Regions from separate parts of the Homo sapiens genome. Here region 1 is linked to region 2. Evidence: chromatin loops called from intact Hi-C (ENCODE). Cell type or tissue: heart right ventricle. All regions are shown on one strand. Each heading gives the region's core, and the rest is flanking DNA. Links, peaks and the distances in the headings are about the cores only.

Region 1 (5,366 bases), core at 49-5,048, 200 kb before region 2:
GGGGCCAGGACAGGCAGGTGCGGGGCAGGCGGGTGCTGGGTGGTGAGTAAGGGTTGTGCCTGTTGCCGTAGGGGTAATGGGAAGGCAATGAAGTGTTAAAGGCCAGAGTAGGGCAGGTGGTGCAGTGAGGGGAGCGGATTCGCATTTGGAACCACATGGACAGTGTGTGGCAGGAGGGGCAGTGTCTACAGGGGGATGCGTGGCAGCCTGCGGGGAGGTGAGAGCTGTTCTCTGCCGGGAGTGGCGGAGACCTTTGGGAGGAGGAAGCCAAGTGTTGGAGAAGGATTGGGTGGGAGGCGTGGCGGTCCTGAGGCAGTAGGAGAGGCCTGTCACTGGGACGGGGATGTGCTGTGGCAGAGAGGGGGCGCTAGAGGAGCACCTGGTGTGAATGTTCTAGGCAGAGCCGCTCCAGGGTGGCTGCAGCCTTGCTGAGCTGCCGGCGGTACCTGGAGGTGTCAGTGGAGTCTGGGCCCAGAGGGGCTCTGAGCAGAATCCGGCTGCAGGTGAAAAGGTCCCGTTTGTTTGATTTGCTGACCACATAGTGCTGCCCCCAGGAGGGGATGAGAAGAGCCTGCAGGGGAGGAGGTGGGAGGAGGAAAGCCAGGACCAGGCTGGAGCCTGAAACCAGGGCCAAAGGGCTTCCCCAGGGAGGCGGCCGTGGGTACCACCAAGGGTCTCTGAAGACCTGTCGGGGTTGCTGGGAATGAGGGCACCCATCAGGGCCCTTCTGGAGGTGTGCCGAGCCTGAAGACACATGAAGAATGGCTGAGAGGCCTGGGAATGGAGCCGAACAGGAGCTAGCAGGGCAGGGAGGCCTACCAGACCTGAGCATTCCGCCCCAGGGCTCTGCATACTTGGAGGGACCCTAGTCTAACTTTCTTTTCTGTACTCTGCTTTTGTGGAAGCCGCATCTCCCAGTCTTGATCAGTTTTTCCTCTGTGGTGTGCGTTGAGCAGAGAGTCCTGAGAGACTGGCCTAAGCTCTGGGGGCCAATAAGGCCCCCAGGGAGCCCCTTCTGGGGAGACCTGGTATGCGTGCTTTGACCTAACCCTGCTGGGGACGGCTTCCCAGGCAGAGTGAGCTCGAGGCCGGTCCTTGAGGGATGAGCCCTGGCTGAGAAGGAGGGGACGGGCGTCCCAGGCAGAGGGGATGGCCTGGGTAGTCTCAGCAGGACTCAGGGATGGCTGCCTTGGGACCGTGACATCTTTCTTTGAGAAACTGTCTCTGCCCCTCTGTCACAGGTGTGGTGGTCCAGGCCCTCCTCCTGGGGGTCCGAGCCCTATTTACTATCACAGTTGTGTAGGGAAGGACAGTGAGCAGCCCCATGGGCCACCGGCTTGGCCACTCTTCTCCTTGCTTACTGGTGTCTTGCAGGAAGAGTCATAGGAGTCACAGACGGAGGAGCTCCTGCTGCTTCCCCAGTGGATGTGTTTTCCCCCGCTAAACCCAGAGCTTAAAGTTGCAGGGACGAGAAGCACACATTTCCTAAGTGGGTCGTGGGAGTGATGCTTAGTGGAACGACTCCCCCTCCTTCCCTGGTTCCTGGACCTAGGAATTCCGCCTGCGGGGACGCAGCATTGCCTCCAAGCCGCACCTGTCAGCACAGTCTAGGGCCAATGGGTACCTCAGCCCTGGGTCGGCTGCCACCTTCTTTTGCTGTAAAGGGAGTACATCGGGGTCCTGGTGGGGGCATCCTACACTGGAAACCCTGGCAGTATGGAGCCGGGAGTGGGGGGCGGCCTGACTGTGGTAGGGCAGCCAGTGATGCCCATGAGTGTGCAGAGAGCGAGGGCTTGTCCTGAGCTGTGGCTGGAGCTGCTGGATGGGCCCACCCCACACCAGGAGCGAGCGTGAGCCCCTCTTTGCAGCCGCACCTGGCTCTGGGTTTATGCACTGGAGCTGCTCATGCCACGGGCTGCCTGATGGGGATGGGGGTGGGGGGTCATGGGACTTTCCACCAGAGTGTGCCCCCACCCCCGCCCCATCTCCTTCCTGGCGGGGAAGCCTCCGTGCCCCTGGCTTCCACTCCTGTCCTGCCTCTGTGTGAGCAGGTCTGCCTCCCAGGACCACCAAAGCCCCCTCCTGCTCCCTCTCAGCTACTCCCACTGGGTGAAGGGGCCTCCCGAGCTGGGAGAGAAGGGGCAGGAGGCCGCTAGGGGGCGCGCTCTCCTCACGGATGGCCCATTCCGGCCTGCTGCGCTCCTGACTCCCGGCATGGTTGAGCCTGATGAGCCGGGGAGGACGCGGCCTCTGCAGCCCAGTTCCTCTCCGCTGAGCCAGAGCAGCCTCAGTGCCCACTCTGAACCCTGGTTTGGACCCCGCGTTAAGCTCCTCCATGAGGGTGGCCCAGCTGCCCTCATGGAGTGTGTGCTGTGAGTTCCGCCCTTAGCCCCAGCGCCCAGCCCTGCCCAGGGGTGGCGCTGTCCGCATCCTCACAGTTCACAGGGCTGGGCGGGTGGCCGGTCGCTGGCTCACGCCTGTCATCCCAGCACTTTGGGAGGACGAGGTGGGAGGATCACTTGAGCCCAGGAGTTCAAGATCAGCCCGGGCAACATGGTGAAACCCCATGTCTACAAAAAAAATGCAAACATTAGACAGGCATGGTGGCACGCGCCTGTGGTCCCAGGCTGAGGCAGGAAGATTGCTTGAGCCCAGGAGTTCGAGGCTGAAGTGAGCTCGGATTGAGCCACTTCACTCCAGCCTGGGCGATGGAGCAAGACCCTCTCTCTTAAAAAACAACAACAACAACAACAACAACAAAACTGGCCGGGTGCAGTGGCTCACGCCTGTAATCCCAGCACTTTGGGAGGCCAAGCAGGCGGATCACCTGAGGTAAGGAGCTCAAGACCAGCCTGGCCAACATAGTGAAACCCCTCCTCTACTAAAAATACAAAAATTAGCCAGGCATGTTGGCATGCACCTGTAATCCCAGCTACTTGGGAGGCTGTGGCAAGAGAATAACTTGAACCTGGGAGGTGGAGGTTGCGGTGAGCCGAGATCACACCATTGCACTCCAGCCTGGGCGACAGAGCAAGACTCTGTCTCAAAACAAACAAACAAACAAACTAAAACCTCAAAAAAAAAAAAAAAGGAAAAAAAGAAACCATAGGGGGCTCGGGGGCTTGCCCACGTCATAGCTGGTCAGTGGTGGTGTTGGCATCTGGACTCGGGCTGTCGGTCTCTGCACCTCTGTGGGGCAGGAGCAGCCCTGACTGCTGGATGTCGTGTCCTGCCCTTCATCTCCTGAGAGCCTCTGTCGCTTGCTGTCGCTCGTGTCCTGCCTGTCTCCTGCTGTCCCCTGTATCTGTCCTTGATCTCTACTTGCTCTCTCTGGCCCGCTCTGTCATTGTGCTCTGTTTCTGTCCCACTCTGTCCTCTCTCATCCCTTGCTGTCCCTCGCTGTTCTCTCTCTGGTCTCTGTCTTCTGTCTCTCATCCTCCTCTCTCTGTCCCTCGCCATCCCTCTGAATCCGAGGTGTGGAGTAGTGGAGTTTTAAGAGCCAGTCCCTGGACTGTACCTGGTGCCCGCCTGGCACGCAGCAGGTGCTTGGTAAACTGCAGCTGGCAGGGCTTTGCCAGGAGCGGCATAAAACCAGGGCCCTGCTGAGGCAGACCAGGGAGACCTGGCTTTTGAGGCCCTCTCCAGACAGGCCCCCGCCTCTGCCAGCCATGCGTGTGCCCACGGCCCCCTTGGTTCCCACCATCTGCCTCCTCACGTGGCCTCTCCTCCCCCAACGCCACACACCAGCAAGTTCCTTTCTCCACCTCTTTGCTCATGCTATTTTACCTTCCTCGAATGCCTTTGCCTTCCCAGCACAAGCTCTGTTTGTCCTTCCATGACCAGGTCTAAGTTCTTCCCCGCGGTTTCCCGTGACAACCTCCAGGCCCCAGAGTCCAGCACTTAGCCTGGAACTTGGTAGTAGCAGGGAGGCTACTCATCTCTCAGGGAGGGGCTGCACATGGAGCGGGAATTCACTTGGTTTTCCCCTGCATTTCTTTTTGGGTTGTTTTAGTTGATGGACTATTTTCGAGAACAGTTTTAAGTTTACAGAAAAAGTGAGCAAGTTGTATAAGGATTTTCCATATTCCTTACCTCCTCCCCCAGTGTCTGTGATGAATATCCTGCGTGAGTGTGGTACGTTGTTTCAATTGAGGAACCAATGGTAAACATTATTATTATTATTATTATTATTATTATTATTATTGCACTGCTGGAGTGCATTGGCACGATCTCAGCTCACTGCAATCTCCGCCTTCTGGGTTCAAGTGATTCTCATGCCTCAGCCTCCTGTGTAGTTAGGACTACAGGCACGTGCCACCACACCCGGCTACTTTTTGTTTTTTTGTTTTTGTTTTTGTTTTTGTTTTTGAGACAGAGTCTCACTCTTGTTGCCCAGGCTGGAGCGCAATGGCACGATCTCAGCTCACCGCAACCTCTGCCTCCCAGATTCAAGTGATTCTCCTGCCTCCCCGTCCCGAGTAGCTGGGATTACAGGCATGTGCCACCACACCCAGCTAATTTTGTATTTTTAGTAGAGACGGGGTTTCTCCATGTTGGTCAGGCTGATCTCGAACTCCTGACATCAGGTGATCCACCCACCTCGGCCTCCCAAAGTGCTGGGATTACAGGTGTGAGCCACCATGCCTGGCCTAATTTTTTTGTATTTTTAGAGATGGGGTTTCACCTTGTTGACCAGGCTGGTCTCAAACTTCTGACCTCAAGTGATCCACCCACCTCAGCCTCCCGAAGTGCTGGGATTATAGGCCTGAGCCACCATACCCAGCCTGATACATTATTATTAACTAAAGCTCACAGTTTACATGAGGGGTCAGTCTGTGTTGTATGTTCTATGGGTTGTGATAAATGCATGACATAATGTAACCACTATACGGAGTAGTTTCACTGCTCTTAACATCCCCTGGGTTCCACCTGTTCATCCCTTCCGCCCTCCTCCCAGATCACTGCCAAGCACTGATCTTTTCATTGTCTGTATGTTGGACTTTTCCAGAATGTCATATAGTTGGAATTATATGGTATGTAGTATGTAGCTTTTCAGATTGGCTTCTTTAACTTAGCAATGTATTTTTGTGGGCTAATAGCTATTTTTTTAAATTGTGGTAAGAAAACACATATCATAAAATTTACCTTCTTCTTTTTTTTTTAGCTTGCTGCAGCCTCAAACTCTAAGGCTCAAGCAGTCCTCCCACCTCAGACTCCTGAGTAGCTGGGACTACTAGCACGTGCCACCACGCCCAGCTACTTTTTAAATTTTCTGTAGCGACAGGGATCTCACTGTGTTGCCTAGGCTGGTCTCAAACTCCTGGGCTCAAATGATCCTCCCGCCTTGACCTCCCAAAGTGCCAAAA
Region 2 (5,366 bases), core at 221-5,220:
AGAATGCCTTTTCATTTGGAGGTTTCTGCGAGTTGAGATGTGGGCCAGCTCCCCATATGCAAATACATTGCACAGTCGCTGGGCTGCAAACAGCACTTGCTGCCCACCAGGCAGGGGTGGAGCTGCCCTGGGTGGTGAGGCCCCTCCACAATGGAGGAGCTGCCTGGATCGCACCTGCGTGATGCTCTTCCCCCGGCCCTCTCTGTCTCCAGCGGTGCTGCAGCGGCTTCGGAAGATCTACCACTCATCCATCAAGCCTCTGGAGCAGTCCTACAAGTACAATGAGCTCCGGCAGCATGAGATCACAGGTAGGGCTTGAGATAACAGGTAGGGCTTGAGATTACGGGTACGGCGCAGGCCTGTCGGCGGGGCCACACTGCTGACCGGCCTGGACTCTCCCGGTACCCACACAGGTTCAGGAGCTCATTCATGATGTGTGCAAGGACTTGTGGGTCTGGGTCTGGGCTCCCCCTGGGAGTTGGAAAGGACGACACCTCCATCACGGAACTACCCTTTCACCAGCACAGCGCGATGCTTTACCAGGGTGTTACAGATGCATTTTGGTTTTAAGCCTTTATGCTTCAGTCATGCACATTTGAGTTTTCAAAGGCGATGATGCCTATTTCAATCCCTCCTGTGCTCCAGAGGCCACAGGTGCCCCCTGTCTACTCATGGGTGGTGCCTGAGTCCTCTGATCACTCCGTTCCTTCCCCTCCTGCTATTGCCCTTCCACTCTGCTTCCCTTGGGCCTGGATTCTTTACAAAATTGATTTTCAAAATAATAAAAATAAGACACACTTGTTGCAAAAATTCAAATAGTGCAGAATGGTATACGTTGAAAAATAAAAATTATATTCTTGACCTCCAGCTTTTTTTTTTTTGAGATGGAGTCTCGCTCTGTCACTCATACTGGAGTGCAGTGGCGCAATCTCGGCTCACTGCAAGCTCTGCCTCCCAGGTTCACGCCATTCTTCTGCCTCAGCCTCCCGAATAGCTGGGACTACAGGCACCTGCCACCACGCCTGGCCAATTTTTTGTATTTTTAGTAGAGATGGGGTTTCACCATGTTAGCCAGGATGGTCTCTGTCTGCGGACCTCGTGATCTGCCCGCTTCGGCCTCCCAAAGTGCTGGGATTACAAGCGTGAGCCACCGCTCCCAGCCGACCTCCAACTTCTTTAATTCGACTCCCAGAGAAACACATCGTTATAGTGAAGCCTTCCAAGCATTTCCTCTTCATGTGTGAGCACATAGATGGATGTTGTTTTTTGTTTTTACAAACATGGGATCCTGTTAGGTGAGCTGTGTGTGTGGAAACCTCCCTCCTTCCCTCTGACAGCTGTGTGCTCCTCCCCTGCGTGACCACGCCATGCTCTGGAAAACCAGCACCCTCCTGGTGGCTCACGCCTGTAATCTCAGTACTTTGGGAGGCAGAGGTGGGAGGATGGCTTGAGCCCAGGAGTTTGAGACCAGCCTGGGAAACATAGTCAGACCCCATCTCTACAAAAAATACAAAAATTAGGGGCGGGCGTGGTGGCTCACACCTGTAATACCAGCACTTTAGGAGGCCAAGGCGGGCAGATCATGAGGTCAGGAGTTCGAGACCAGCCCAGCCAACATGGTGAAACCCCGTTTCTATTAAAAATACAAAAATTAGCCCTGCCTAGTGGCTGGCGGCTGTAATCCTAGCTACTCAGGAGGGTGAGGCAACAGAATTGCTTGAACCCGGGAGGCAGAGGTTGCAGTGAGCTGAGATTGTGCCACTGCACTCCAGCCTGGGTAACAGAGCAAGACTCCATCTCAAAACAAACAAACAAACAAACAAACAAACAAACAAAACACACACACAAAAATTGGGCCCAGCGTGATGGCTCATAGCACTTTTAAAAACAATCCGATGGCCGGGCACAGTGGCTCACACCTATAGTCCCAGCAGTTTGGGAGGCTGAGGCGAGCAGATCCCTTGAGGCCAGGAGTTTGAGACCAGCCTGGCCAACATGGCAGAACCCTGCCTCTACTAAAAATCCAAAAATTGGCTGGGTGTGGTGGTGGGTGCCTATAATCCCAGCTACTGGGGAAGCTGAGGTACGAGAATCACTTGAACTGGGGAGGCAGAGGTTGCAGTGAGCCGAGATTGTGCCACTGCACTCCAGCCTGGGTGACAGAGTGAGACTCCATCTCAAAAAAAGAAAAAAATAGCTGGACATGGTGGCATGCGCCTGTGGTCCCAGCTACTCGGGAGGCTGAGGCAGGAGGATCATTTGAGCCTGGGAGGCAGAGATTGCAGTAAACTGAGATTGCACCACTGCACTCCAGCCTGGGCGACAGAGTGAGACCCTGTCTCAAAAAAAAAAAAAAATTGGAACCCTGGAATTAAACATTTTGCTAGTTGTTGCCATATTGTCTCCCATGATACCAATTTGTACTCACAATAACAGTAGATGAGAGTCCTTGTTTCCCAACAGCAATGCAATTTAAAAATGTTACTCATCTTTAAAAAATTTAGCAGTGGTATCTTATTGTTTTTTGAATGAGATTAGAAATCTTTCCCTGTGTTAATTGGGCTGTTTCTATATGATCTCATTTGATGCTCTGGATGGCTGTAAGTGGCCAGGGTGTAATAGGGTTTGTATTCTTCCTGCTCTACAGAGGGGAGCCTGAGGCCCAGAGACGTGCTGGGTTACCCAGGATCACACAGCTGGAAGCAGGGAATACCCTGTTCCACAGCTACCTGTACTATTTTTTGTAGCCTAGCAGCCAATTATCGCCCCCCTTTGTAGTGGATGCACAGCTATTGGTATGAGCTTGCAGAGCCTCCCGAAGGGTTTTTCTTTCTCTCTTGGCCCTAAGACCCGGAGTCTTGGCCCTCCTAGGAAACTTGTGTGTACAGCAGCAGGGCCAGGAGCTCCAGAGTCCCCAGGGCATGGCGCTCTGCAGGGAGGTCCCGCTTCCTTGCCCCTGCACTCACCTTTTGGGCTTGGTTCTTAACTCCTAGTCTCTGGCCAGCTTCCTTGTAACCTCTCCCAGGCTCACCTCCCACCTCCTGTATAGGCCAGCGGTGCCCCCTGCTGTGAGGAGCCGAAACCACAGCACCAGGAAAGGGCCCTGTTTGTGGTTTGTCTCGGAGAACCGGAACATCTAGGGCTCTCCTTGGTGTCGCCTGGGCCGGTGTTAAGATACTGTGACATCTCTGTGGCTGTAACTGGGGATTCCTGCCACCCTCTCAGCCTCCTTATCCCTTCCTGGCCCCCAGCCAGGGCTTGACTTCCACAGAGATGTGAGTGTCTCCTGTGTATTCACAGACAGGGAGGGATGGGGCAGGGCCATGGTGTTGCTTTCAGGCAACGTACATGTGCCTGCCATGTATAAGACACCACCTGGTTAGGACTGAGCTTTAGCCTCGGAGAAGGAAGACCAGAGCATCCGAAGGCAAGATACAGAAGAGGAAGCATATGGCAACGCTCTCTGTAAAAAGATGGGGCCGGGTGTGGGGGCTCACGCCTGTAATCCCAGCACTTTGGGAAGCCGAGGCAGGTGGATCACTTGAGGTCAAGAGTTCGAGACCAGCCTGGGCAACATGGTAAAACCCCATCTCTACTAAAAATACAAAAATTAGCCAGGCGTGGTGGCACGCACCTGTAGTCCCAGCTGCTTGGGAGGCTGAGGCAGGAGAATGGCTTGAACCCAGGAGGCAGAGGCTGCAGTGAGCTGAGATTGTGCCACTGCACTCTAGCCTGGGGAACAGAGCAAGACTCTGTCTCAAAAAAAAAAAAAAAAAAAAAGGAAAAGAAAAGAAGATGGGGAGGGGCTGGGTGCCGGGCTCATGCCTGCAATAGAAGCACTTTGGGAGGCCAAGGTGGGTGGATCTCTTGAGCCCAGGAGTTGGAGACCAGCCTAGGCAACATGGCAAGACCCCATCTCTACTCTAAATACAAAAATGAGCTGGGCTTGGTGGTACATGCCTGTGGTCTCAGCTACTCAGGAGGCTGAGGTGGGAGGATCGCTTGAGCCTGGGAGGTTGAGGCTATATGAGCTATGATCACACCACTGCACTGTGGTTTGGGCGACAGAGTGAGACACTGTCTCAAAAAAAAAAAAAAAAAAAAAAAAAGATGGGGAATATGTTAGCTACAAATATTGCTTATATATGCATTAAAATGTCTAAAATAACATGTAAGAAGTCAGCAGTGGTTACCTATTCCAGGGGGTGTCAGGGCTGAGGCAGACTGGGATGGAGATGGGAGACTTTTCACTGTTTACCTTTTTATATTCCTGATCTTTGAACCAAGAAATTAAATAAATTAAAATCATGATAAATAAATGAAACAAAAGGGGAGTGCCTAGTGTTTTTAGGGTGGCCTGCTGGCCTCAGGGAGACGAGTCTGGAGAACTTCAGTGCTGAGTTATGCAGGACTGGCCCTCTGTGCTGTAGTCCAGAGAAGAGCTGGAAGAGCTGAGGCCTGAAAATCTGCAATAAGACTGACCACACCCCACGTTGAAAGCCTCTCCCCTTCCCTCCCTGTCCACTGGATTTGAAAGCACGAGAGCATTCTATTTTTCCTCTTAGGGACCCACCTGGAGTGGCCCTTGCAGGGTCATCTCCCCAACATGGCCTTCGGAAGGACATTGGATGCAGGACCCAAGAATTGCCAGTTCATTGTTTGGTTTTGGGCACTGGCAAATTTGTCATGGACTTTAGAGGCTAGTGTTTGAGAGTGGCCCTAGAAGAGGGTAAGTGCAATGGTTCATAGCTGTAATCCCAGCATTTTGGGGAGCCAAGTGAGAAGATTGCTTGAGCCCAGAAGTTTGAGACCAGCCTGAGCAACGTTGCAAGACCCCATCTCTACAAAAAAAAATTTTTAAATTTGCTGGGCATAGTGGTGCATGCCTGTAGTCCTAGCTACTACTTGGGAGGCTGAAGTGGGAGGATTGCTTGAGCCCAGTAATTGTAGTGGGGCACAATTGCACCACTGCATTTCAGCCTGGGCAACGGAGACCCTGATTCTAAACAAAAGAGGGCAGAAAGAGAGAGAGAGACACTGGCCTCAGAGTCCAGGATTAGGCTGTATTGGGAATTTGGGGAGCCCCAGGCTGGAGGAGAGGAGAGCTGCAGAGGCTGGAGACAGGAAGGGTCTGAGTCCAGACCACCCAAGATTATACAAGCTGCTCCACATCCATCCTCCATTCTCAACCCAGATTCTCTCCATGTGGAAGCTCCGTCCTCCTTTCTCTATGGGCTTTTCTCCTCCAGATTTAACCAGGAGACCTCACCCAGAGTGAGTTCGGAGTCAGGGTTTGTTGAATTCACTGAGATCCTTCTTGTGGTGGGGGCAGACGTGCCAAGGATCTGGGCAAGGCCCAAAAGTGA

What was found. Hi-C counts contacts between places; a loop is a spot of excess contacts. Peaks named below come from ENCODE experiments on the same cell type or tissue, not always from the same donor. Only the 100,000 strongest peaks of a DNase experiment are listed, where the experiment ranks them.
Region 1: it touches region 2 in a loop (5-fold over the local background); 22 of 110 quality-filtered maps call a loop at or near these places.

The regions. Positions count from the first base shown.
Region 1 is chr16:4,399,636-4,405,001 of GRCh38, reverse strand. All of the region lies in intron 6 of CORO7-PAM16 (CORO7-PAM16 readthrough), which reads left to right. The region is part of intron 6 of CORO7 (coronin 7); the gene reads left to right. Among named protein-coding and RNA genes, the nearest start is that of CORO7, 14 kb to the left of the region's middle. RefSeq lists an enhancer at 2,261-2,997. In heart right ventricle, for the core only: CTCF peaks have their summits at 384, 1,954 and 2,163 (motif pointing right); a DNase peak (open chromatin) is centred at 2,171; H3K4me3 peaks cover 287 bases.
Region 2 is chr16:4,198,108-4,203,473 of GRCh38, reverse strand. SRL (sarcalumenin) reads left to right here. Exons shown (of 6, transcript NM_001098814.2): 3 at 213-308. Among named protein-coding and RNA genes, the nearest start is that of SRL, 41 kb to the left of the region's middle. In heart right ventricle, for the core only: a CTCF peak has its summit at 3,071 (motif pointing left); a DNase peak (open chromatin) is centred at 3,073; H3K27ac peaks cover 825 bases.